Regions from separate parts of the Mus musculus genome. Here region 2 is linked to region 1. A link is a contact called in ENCODE Hi-C or POLR2A ChIA-PET data. All regions are on one chromosome and are shown on one strand. The core of a region is the stretch at or near the end of the contact, and the rest is flanking DNA. Distances in the headings are between cores, read along the strand shown.

What was found. Hi-C counts contacts between places; a loop is a spot of excess contacts on that map. ChIA-PET counts read pairs that join two places held with the same protein, here RNA polymerase II (POLR2A).
Region 2: a map of left cerebral cortex shows a loop between it and region 1 (2.2-fold over the local background). The contact joins the promoter of Srrt here to the promoter of Vgf in region 1. A Hi-C loop is called at or near these places in 4 of 37 maps with a recorded cell type or tissue (left cerebral cortex and regulatory T cell). POLR2A ChIA-PET finds 5 or more read pairs at or near these places in 2 of 5 experiments (Patski and embryonic stem cell).

Annotation. Positions count from the first base shown.
Region 1 is chr5:137,027,919-137,033,627 of GRCm38, forward strand. Vgf (VGF nerve growth factor inducible) reads left to right here and starts at 2,377. Exons shown (of 2, transcript NM_001039385.1): 1 at 2,377-2,543; 2 at 3,048-5,433. The coding sequence starts at 3,068. The coding sequence ends at 4,921.
Region 2 is chr5:137,304,516-137,310,224 of GRCm38, forward strand. Srrt (serrate RNA effector molecule homolog (Arabidopsis)) reads right to left here and starts at 3,159. Exons shown (of 20, transcript NM_031405.2): 1 at 2,909-3,159; 2 at 2,531-2,670. The coding sequence starts at 2,652. Trip6 (thyroid hormone receptor interactor 6) reads right to left here. Exons shown (of 9, transcript NM_011639.3): 9 at 5,384-5,659. The coding sequence ends at 5,528. It also overlaps the pseudogene Gm43013.

The DNA.
Region 1 (5,709 bases), core at 1,127-3,626:
CCATTTAAACTGGGGCCATATCCACCCAGTCTTCACGTGCTTCTCCCTGTTTCTTCTCCTTTTCTTCTCTGCTTTAGGTCCTTTTAATCTCTGTCCAGAGAAGCACACACGCGTATATGCAACATGAGGGTGCTTGTGTATGCATGCAAGCACACAGGTATAGGGTTCCTTTAGTGTGTCCATCTCCTTTCCCTGGAACTCAAACTTAGATTCTCACTCCCATCAGGCAGTCCTTTTGTCGAGCTCTCTCCCCCTCCCTTCTCTCTCTAAAGGTTTCCCCTCCCCCTCTCTGAACCACCAGCTTTCTGATTCACCTTCCATAAGGAGGATAACGTGACCCCCCCCCCCCCAGCCCACGGCTCCAGGGAACCAGGCTGAGAAGATGAAGAAAGATGGGGAGGGAAAAGGGAAGGAGGGTCTAGCCACAGTTGTGTGTGGAGGGGTGTCAGATGCTGCTGTGCTGTTGTTTTTGTTGTTGTTGTTGTTGTTGGTGTGTCTTTAGGCACCCCTCCCTCCATTCTTTGGAATATCCACTGTCACCTTGGTTCTCAAGTTTGTTTATTTATTTTTCTTTCTCTCTCCTTTAGCCTGCTTCTTCAACCTGCTTCAGGTTCTTTTCCTTCCATCCCCCTGTCCCCATCTCTCTTCTCTTTCCTCTCTCACCCCACCTTTTCTCTGCAGAGCTGATGGGGTTTCTTCTGGGAAAGTCAAGCCACTGATGGAAGGGAGAAGCCACTGCTGGTTATAGAGAGAAAGCACGTGAGTGTGTGTGTGTGTGTGTGTGTGTGTGTGTGTGTGCCCGCGCGCGCGCCCTCGCGCGTGCACGAGCTAGGGGCTTAAAATGAGGGTCAGTAACAGGATGGTATGAGGGGGCTGACTCTGAAAGAGGTTCTGAGACCCTCCAGATGCCCTCCCCATTCTGGTTTCCAAAGTGTCAGGGTGCGGGGGGGCTTTGCGTGTGCCTATAAGCACCCCTGTGTCCGCAGTCCTTGTGTGTCTGGTGTGTGTCATTGTCCCCCCCCTTTCCCTGCCCACGCCCCCGCACTGCTCTCCGCCTGCACCGCAGCCCCCTCCAGCCTTCCTCCCTCCCCTTCATTCCTGCAGTAGCAGCTCCCGGGGCCACCTTTCCCTCTCCTCTACCCCCTCCCCATTTCCGTCCTCCCATCCCACCCCCGCCCACGTCTGGTCTCCCTTCACTGGACCCGGCTGGCTGATAGATTTTCTGCGCAATCTCTGCGTCATCGCCCCCCACTCCCGGAACCTCTAACTGTCCAAGCCCCCAGCCCCAACCCCTCTGGGCAGGAGATACGGTCGAAGGGTCTGATGGCTGAGAGGGTCCATCTCTGACGTTGCAATTCACCCCCCCCCCCCGGTCGCGTTCAGACCTCCCCTTTAAGCGGTAGAGAGAAATGGAGTTGAGTCACCCTCTCCACCTGCTCAACCCCCTCCCCACCTGGTCTGCTCTCGCCCTCCAAATGTCCTTGGGTGGGGGCTGTGGGGGAGAGGGAGACAGGCTGAAGGGTGTGGGAGAGTTGGATTAAAAGGGGGCACAACAGGAACCCCCTAACAGCCACAGCAGAGCCCGCTGGCCAGAAGGACAGACACACCTTTTTTTCCCCAACCCCTTCAGACACGAACTGGTTTGAACAGACACGACCCAAAGGCACACACATCGTCAATCTTTCCCTTTTCTCTCTCGACTAGGACCCTTTCCAAGGTGATTACCCAAACCGCAAGATCCACCCATCTGCGCTGACCCTGGGCGGGCATCCCGCACCGCAAATCCACCCCCTCCTCTCAGGTTCAAGTTGTCCTTGGGCGTGCTCCCTATAGACCATACTGTGGCGGAGTAGGGAGCCAGGCCCCTTCCCCTTTCAAACCCTTACCGTCCCCCCATCCAGTACTGATCTTTTACTGGCGCCCAATTAGATGCTGGCGGTGCCCTCTTCCTATTCTGCTCAGCAACGCAGGCTCCGCGCCGCAAGTGCTTTGTAACCCACCCTCCCGCCTTCTGGTTCCTCTGTACCCACCCTTCCATTCATTTTTACATTCATTCATTCATCCTTTTCTCCTCGTCCCTCCTTCATTCATTCATAGCCCCCTGCCCCGCCCGCCTCGACATTTCATTCATTCATTCATTCATTCATTTCCCGGAGCTCGGCTAGCGCACGCCCCTCTAGCCGAGGGCCCTACTGCGCAGGTGCAGGCCGGGAGCGACGCTTATCCTCCAATCATTGGACTTTCACCGTCCACCAGACACCCGCCCGCTTCCCCATGAATGAACATTGACGTCAATGGGGCGGGGCTATCCCACGTGACCCCGCGCGCTCCCCTTTATAAGGCAGAGGCGGCGCGGGCGCTGTCCAGCGTGCTGAAGCCGGAGCGAGAGCGCTGTTGCTGACCCAGCTGAGCCCAGCTTCTAGGACGCCAGCCCTCGACCATCGCTCATACTCCAGCCACGGAACAGAGCCAAGGCGGACCGGTCCCGACTTTCCCCCTGCCCCGACCCTCCTCTCCACCTCCCGCCGTCGTGACACCGGCTGGTAAATACTCCGCTGTCCATCCCTCCAACCCTCTTCACTCGTGGGCGTGAAGGGAGGATTTTCTTTCCATATGGGGTATTGAGAGCATAGCGGTGTGCCCCCGGGAAGGGTCTTTGGTAAAAGGGGAGTCTCTGCTTTTTTGTCGCTGATGAAGTCACCCACGCACCATCCGGGGAGTCCTGTGGGGAGGGAACAGATCCCCCCTCCCGCTTATCATTGCTGCTTAGTACGCGGGCGCTGGCTGAGAGATGACTTAGGGAAGGGGGCGACAGGAGGTACTGGGTACCCAGAAGGAGGATTGCGGGCGTTCTCTGCCCATTTGCACGACCCCAGAGATCGCCACATCTTTCTTGTTCTCTGCTAAACGTTTCTTTTCGGGTAAGGTTAGAGAAATGAGGGAAACCCCGGATTTCCTGCTTAAAGGTGGGGGGAGGGAAAGCAGAAATAGAAAGCGGGGAGTTCTTATAGAAATCCTCTATTTCTTTGATTTCTTCTATTTTTCAGTCTCTGGCAGCCCGTTGGTCATGAAAACCTTCACGTTGCCGGCATCCGTCCTCTTCTGCTTCCTTCTACTGATCCAGGGGTTGGGAGCAGCGCCCCCCGGGCGCCCCGATGTTTTTCCTCCTCCCCTCAGCTCTGAGCATAATGGGCAGGTAGCTGAGGACGCAGTGTCCCGGCCAAAGGATGACGGCGTACCAGAGGTCCGAGCTGCTCGGAATCCCGAGCCTCAGGACCAGGGAGAGCTCTTCCAGGGCGTGGATCCCCGGGCGCTGGCCTCGGTACTGTTGCAGGCACTGGACCGTCCGGCCTCGCCCCCGTCGGTCCCGGGAGGTTCCCAGCAGGGAACACCCGAAGAAGCAGCAGAAGCTCTGCTGACCGAGTCCGTGCGCAGTCAGACCCATAGCCTCCCGGCACCAGAAATCCAAGCGCCCGCTGTGGCCCCCCCTCGCCCTCAGACTCAGGACCGCGATCCCGAGGAGGACGACCGCTCAGAAGAGCTGGAGGCGCTAGCATCCTTGCTCCAAGAACTTCGAGATTTCAGTCCGAGCAATGCTAAGCGCCAACAAGAGACGGCGGCAGCAGAGACTGAAACCCGCACGCACACGCTGACCCGAGTCAATCTGGAGAGCCCCGGGCCAGAGCGCGTGTGGCGCGCTTCCTGGGGAGAGTTCCAGGCGCGCGTTCCGGAGCGCGCTCCTCTTCCGCCCCCGGTCCCTTCCCAATTCCAGGCTCGAATGTCCGAAAGCGCTCCCCTTCCCGAAACTCATCAGTTCGGGGAAGGAGTGTCCTCCCCTAAAACACATTTAGGTGAGACTTTGACACCCTTATCCAAGGCGTATCAAAGTCTAGGTGGCCCCTTCCCTAAGGTGCGCCGGCTCGAGGGCTCATTCCTGGGCGGCTCCGAGGCAGGAGAGCGCCTGCTTCAGCAAGGATTAGCTCAGGTAGAGGCAGGGAGGAGACAGGCGGAGGCCACCCGGCAGGCCGCGGCGCAAGAAGAGCGGCTGGCCGATCTCGCCTCCGACCTGCTGCTCCAGTATCTGTTGCAGGGCGGAGCCCGGCAGCGCGATCTCGGGGGTCGCGAGCTGCAGGAGACGCAGCAAGAGCGGGAGAACGAGAGGGAGGAGGAGGCAGAGCAGGAGAGGCGAGGTGGTGGGGAGGACGATGTGGGGGAAGAGGATGAGGAGGCGGCGGAGGCGGAGGCGGAGGCAGAGGAGGCGGAGAGGGCGCGGCAGAACGCACTCCTGTTCGCCGAGGAGGAGGACGGGGAAGCCGGAGCCGAGGACAAACGCTCCCAGGAGGAGGCGCCAGGCCATCGGCGGAAGGATGCTGAGGGGGCAGAGGAGGGCGGGGAGGAGGATGACGACGACGAGGAGATGGATCCGCAGACGATCGATAGTCTCATTGAACTGTCCACCAAACTCCACCTGCCAGCAGACGATGTGGTCAGCATCATCGAAGAGGTGGAGGAGAAACGGAAGCGGAAGAAGAACGCCCCTCCCGAGCCGGTGCCGCCTCCCAGGGCTGCCCCAGCCCCGACCCATGTCCGCTCTCCGCAGCCCCCACCTCCCGCCCCAGCCCGGGATGAGTTGCCGGACTGGAACGAAGTGCTCCCACCCTGGGATCGGGAGGAGGATGAGGTGTTTCCCCCGGGGCCCTATCACCCCTTCCCAAACTACATTCGGCCGCGGACACTGCAGCCGCCCGCATCCTCCCGCCGCCGTCACTTCCATCACGCGTTGCCACCTGCGCGCCACCATCCGGATCTGGAGGCCCAGGCCAGGCGCGCGCAGGAGGAAGCGGACGCGGAGGAGCGCCGGCTGCAGGAGCAGGAGGAGCTGGAGAATTACATTGAGCACGTGCTGCTGCACCGCCCGTGACCCGCCCCGGCCCCGCCTCCGCGCGCTCGCTCCCAGCTGCGCGCGCCACCACGCCCCCCTCCGTGTCGCTCCTCCTCCCTCTCAGTGTTTGCATGCGCCCTGGCTCCGCCCCTCGGCTGCCGCCCGGCCCCGCCCCACAAGGCCCCGCCTCGGGTTCTGTCGGCACCGGACCTGTCAGACTTCCCTGGGGTCTGCAGTCTAGAACACACAAAACTCGCAGGCAATCCCGGGGCCAGCCCAGGCGGGTGTGTGGTTTGTGCGAGTCCCCTTATATCCCCACTTCCTCCAGGGGCCTCGTCCCCATCTAGTTTCTCTAGCGACTTCCCAGTCCCAGACGGGAAAGGCTGTTCTATTTAATCGTGTGAAGTGTCTGTCTCCCAGCCTTGGGGCCCCCGGAGCCTCCCCTCTTCTCCAAATTGCTGTGAACTTACCCACTTCTCCTTCTCTGTTGTAAATACCCCTCACGGAGGAAATAGTTTTGCTAAGAAATAAAAGTGACTATTTTATTAGGACTTTGTTTTCCGTTATTCACCCGTCCCCTTGGGCCTGCCTGGTCCTCTCCAAGGGGCGGTGAGGGAAGCGCCAGTCAGCACAGGCTCCCTACTCTCTGACTAAAGCCAGACTGGGTGGGAGAAAGGCGTGAAGGTGAACCTGGAAATGGAATGTCCTAGTAATGCCTCGTAAGACACAACTTTGGGGCTAGTGAGATGGTCCGGTGGGTAAAGGCACACGGTGCCAAGCAAGACATGAGTGTAATACCTGGGTTCCTTCCACATGACAGGAGAGGA
Region 2 (5,709 bases), core at 1,909-4,408, 280 kb after region 1:
ACTCTCATCTCAAAGTCTAAACATCAGGACTACTCATACTAATATATACAAGTTTCTAAAATGAGTTTCTACCAGCATGCTCCACTAGCAACAAATACTGACAGCTTTCCTCTTAGTAACACTTCTCTTAACTTCTTTTCCTACACACATCTGCCAAGCACTAAGTGTGAAGCCCCGGTGTTGACAATGCTCCAATAAAAACCCAGCACCTGTGAAAACCACTCCAGGCTCCCCCATCAATCACCCAGCTGCTCTTGCAGTGACTACCCAATGCTTAGCACAATGCTCTTTTATGCATTCTTCTCATCCATAAAACCAAACCAGAAACAAAACACAGTGCTCTATCTGGGACACTAAGTGGTGCTCTTCCTTCAACCGTGCATCCTTTTCATGACTTCTGTCCTAAGGTACTAGCGGCTTTAACCAGCACTCCTGCAGCTCCACTAAGAAAAACAGCAATGTCTCTCTACAGTCTGAGAACCACTACATCAACCAAGAGCACGTGCTCCTGTCTCAACTGTGTTGTGCTTACTGACCGCAAGCTGTTCACAGCACCTGTGTCTAGGGAATTCCCTAGAAATCCAGCTAAGTGTCTCTTTCCTGTGGCTCTCCAAAGCACTACATAGATGGCCATCTTCTGCTCCTCAGAACTTAAGTTCCTTTGCAATGATCATGCCTACTTGTGACATGTAACCAAAGCCACTTTGACCTCTGAAAGACTTCATCTAGCTTCAGACTCAGAAAAGCAAATTTGATTTTCTTTTTTCTTAAAGAAGCACTAAGGTGAGCTGGGCATGGTGGCTCACCCTTCTATTTCCAGCCCTGAAGAGGCTTAAGGCAGGAGTGTTATGTTCCAGGTCAGCTTATTCTACGTGAGGCCCTTTCTCAAAACCTAAAGGGCAAGGGGGCTAAGAGAGATGGCTCTCAGAGTTCAAAGAAGCAAGGCTCGGCTCCTAGGAGCCACACAGCAGCTCACATCCTTCTGTCAGTTCCAGCTCTAAGGATACAACACTGTTCTGGCTTCCTACAGCTATCAGGCACAGCATGAATGTGGTGCACAGAAATCACGTAGGCAAAACACTTATACATTAAAAAAACAAAAACCACAGTGCCGCACACCTTTAACCCCAGCACTCGGGAGGCAGAGGCAGAGGCAGAGGCAGGTAGATCTCTTGAGTTCGAGGCCAGTCTGGTCTACAGAGTGAGTTCCAGGACAGTCAAGGCTGTACAGAGAAACTCTGTCTCAAAAAACATACCAAAAGCTAAATAATTAATTTTTGATAACGTGCTGGAGAACTGACTCAGTGGTTAAGGGTTCTTGCTAATCCTACAAGGGACCCATGTGCGGCTCCTCTTAGCACACGTGGCAAGCCACTCACAGATGCTTGTTCCTCTAGCTGTAGGCCCCATAAATCACACTCATTTGCATATACCATCCACACACTCTCACAATCACACCCACACTAGGCTTCCTCTTTTCCAGGCTTTCCCTTCATTTCATACTTGTTTCGTGAAAGGGAGTCTCACCATGTAGCCCTGGCTGGTCTCAACCTCTTAAATTCTATCTCAAAGTCATTTCAAATCCCTCTAAAGAAACTGAGAGATGACTCAGCAGTTAAGAGCACTGGCTGCTTATCCAGGTCATGAGTTCAAATCCCAGCAACAACTACAGGGACCAGATGCCCTATTCTGTCATGCAGATGTACATGCAAATTGAGCACTCAAACAAATAAATCTTTAAAAATAAAGAAATCTGTTTTCAAGTTGAGCTATGGCGCTTAACTCACTAAACTGGCTTTGTTTTTGTTGTTTTTACTTCACCTCTGGATTTAAAAAGGAAGAGAGGTAGAGAGCTGGCTCAGTAGTTAAATGCACTCCTTTTAACCACTCTTGGTTGGCTCCTCTTGCGGAGGACTAGGCTTTGAGTCCCAGCACCCACAAAGCAATTCACAACCATCTTTCCTGCCCATTTCCCAGAGGATCTAAAGCCTTCTGTTGGCCTCCTCGGGCACCAGGAACGAATGAGGTGCATAGACATAATGTAAGCAAACCCCCATGAACGTTTTATTATATAAAAGAAGAAATGCACTTGCACATTTCTTATCTCAATTACCTGTTTTAAAAATCCTTTCAAAAAACTCTTAAACAGGATGTGGTAGAATACTTCCTTAATTCAGAAGTTTAATGTCATCTTGAGCTACCTAAAGAGTTTCGGGCCAATCTCACTTTGGTCAGTTTGTGCTTTCTTAATATTTGGATTTGAGATTGTGTCTCCCTATGTAGCCTGCACGGAAGATGCAGTCCAACCAGCTGTGCGGAGCTCCTGTCCAGCACTAATACTGACCGTCACTTTGGTTAAAAGCTCAAAATCTGAGCCAACGGTGAATAGACTGAAACTACAGAAATGGCTCAACGGTAAACTGCATCCTAATAAGATTTTGTAAGGTAAAGACAAAAAAGGAAACGAAAAGAAAAATTGTGGCGCGGAAGGGTTGTACGGGGCGGGGTATGGACGTTAATACTGTCTCACCGGTCATTCCAATCGTCCCCTCGCCGTCTTTCATCCCTTTCCCGGGAACGGTCATAATCGCTGCGCTCTCTTCGAAATTTGTCCCTGCGTCTTCGGTCGTATTCATCATCACTGTCACCCATGGTGCTGTCAGAGGAGGCCTGGGGCCCGGCGGCGGGTAGACACGGTGATGATGAACAAGGACCAGAGGAGGGACAATCCCCCGGGGACAGCACGCCCGCCTCCCTCCCGCCGAGGCCGGCCTGCCATCCCGGGCAGGGCGATCGCTCCGACAGTTTCACTGTCCCCACGGATTCCCCCTCGTCCACCCCCGAAGCCCCCGGGCACGGTCCTCTCCTCGCAATCCCGCCGCCCGGGCCTTTCCTTCCCCTCCCCCACCTGGCAGCGGTCGGGGCCGTTGGAAGCGCGCGCCGGCGGGCTTGTTTTCCGGGCGGACCGGAACGAGCGACAATGGACCACAAAGAGGGTTGGAAGGAGACGCTGGGATTCTCAGCCCGGAGACGAAGGGGAAGAGAAGAGCGGGACCGCGGGGGGGGGGGGGGGGCAAGGAGGCGCGCGCGCGTCCTACGTCACTCCCGGAGCTCGGCCTCCAACTACAAAACAAGACCCCCGGACCAAACTAAAACTCCGAGATTAAAAGAATGACGGGAAGAGGGTGGAGACGCGGAAGTCTCGCGTGGTTTTGCGACAAAATCGCCCCAGCTTCTCGGAGCTACGGAAGTTGAGCTGGGCCAAGCCAGGCCTTCTGAACGTGCTCGTGCCTACTTGAAAAGGAGGGCACTGGAGAAGTTAAGTGTCACTCCCGTAAGGTATCCTGGGTAGGAGCTAGTTTGCATCCAAAGGTTGCTTTGCAATAGCCCTGGGCTGGGGCACCTCTTGACCTCCTCAAGGGCGGATTTGCTATCGAGGGGTTTGGGGACGATGGATGTCTAGGGAATAATTCATAGAAGCAACCATTTTAGAGGCATCTCCTCCCACCATTTTCTCCTGCAAAAAAATACAGTATGTGCTACTTATAAAATGCGTTCTTCCTGCTTGTCTTGGACAGAGGAGCCTAATACTCATGCAAAAGTGTAAACCTCGATCTTAATGCCCAGTTCTTTAATGGGAGTCTTTACATTGCAGTCTGGAAACAACCACCAGGATCCACTAGTTTCCAGTTGAAATCCCTAAGATAACAGTAAGCCCTTTTCCATGAATAGAATACTAAGCTAAACAAGGGAGCATGCCACTGTCTTGCTCCCAGAAAAGAATGAAAAATCCCAGCATCTAATAAGGTGTATTTACAAGGGGGCATTTTAAAAACTTAGCAGACAGTTACGTTGGCACAGGCGTAACCCGAGTTACTCAGTAAGTCAAAGCAGAATCAAATTCAGGGGTTGCAAAATGAGTTCAAAGCCAGCCTTGACAATTTTCTAAAACCCTTTCTCAAAAACATTTTCCAAAGAGGCCGGTCCAGTGTGTAAGAGCACTTCCTGGTCTTGCAGAAAATCAGAGTTGGAGTCCCAGCTCCCATGTGGCTGGCTGCTCACAGACTGTTAACTCCAGTGCCTAGGGAACTGACACCTCTTCTGGTCTGCAAGGGCACTGCACTCAGATGCACACACACCCACACACTGATACACAGATACATATACTCATCATTTTGTTCCAAAACAAGGTTTCTGTGTACCCCATGGCTGGCCTGGAACTCCCCTTGTAGACTAGGTTGGCCTCAGACTGAGAGATCTTCCTGTCTCTGCCTCCTGAGTACTGGGATTTAAGTCTTGCAACCAGCTCATACACACGTAATTCAAGAAGATGGGAGCATGGTGGCGCTCACCTCTAATCCCAGCACTCTGGTGGCAGAGGCAGGCAGATCTCTGAGTTGGAGGCCAACCTAGTCTACAAAGGGAGTTCCAGGCCAGCCAGGCAGGGCTACACAGAGAAAGAAGGCCCCGTCTCAAGAAAGAAGTAGAGGAGGAAGAGGAGGGAAGCAATGAGAGTCGTACAGCTCAATGATAGAATGCTTGCCTACCGTATGACAGGACCTGGGTTTAGGAAGAAATAAGCTAAGAAAGGAGAGAGGGAGACTGAAGGTGCTGTTCAGCAGGTGGGCATGTGCTTAGCATATATGAGTCTCTGGCCCATCCCCAGCACCCTCCATCCCCCACAAGAAAAGTAGCCATGTGCAGTGTCACATTCCTGCAGCCCCAGCACTGCAGAAATGAGGGCAGAGGGATCCCGGGTTCGAGAACAGCCTCAGCTATCTAGCAATGTTTCAAACCAAGGGTAGCCTGGGATACTTTACAGTTTGTCCTTTAGAGAACTACCTCTGTTTGACATTTGGCCTATGTCACGGCACTGTGGCTAAATGCACCGAGCAGGTCAGCATCGTAAGTAAACATAGGATCCGAGATGATGCCTCCCTCTGGAGAATGGCATGGAAAATTGAAATCGATGAGCACACCAGGTATATTTGTTCCTTCTGGAGCAAGACCAAGATGAAGAAAACAGGCCACTGGCATCTGGCACTGTGGTGGCTGGTGCAGCCCAGATCTGCGACACCACTTCTGCTGTTGTATCTGGCATCAGAAGTCTGAAGGACTTGAAAGACCAGCAGAAATCCAATCATCTGAGACATCCCTAGCCTACAGTAAACAGGTTAATTTATGTAACAACAACAATAGTACAGGATGAGAGTTAATAAAAGATATGCAGGATCTCATTATGTAGCCCCTCACTGTCCTGGAACTTAGTATGTAAACTAGGCTGGGCTCAAACTCACACTCTGCCTCCGCCTCCTGAGTGCTGGAGTTCAAGCTTTCACCAGCCTCATCCTGTGAGACTCCAATAAAGAACAGACTTGGAAGTGCTTTTAAATGCTCCAGGGATTATTATTTCATGAAGAGAGGAAGAAAAGACAGCATTTGATGGCAAACACTAAGGGTAGATGTTGGGGGAAGTGACGGACGGACGGACGGGGGCTGAGATCCCAGCAGGTACTTCTCAGAGCAGTCAACAATCAGTGGTGACAGTGGCTGAGAGCTCTTGGATACGCCAGGCGCTGCAAGCCTTGCACAAGATGTGCCCATCCAGCGGGTAGCAGCCTTGACACTCTCCCTCAGAGGACAGCAGCAGCCCACACTCCTGTGAGAAAGAACAAAACCTTCATTAGCCTGGGACTTTCCCACAGTGCT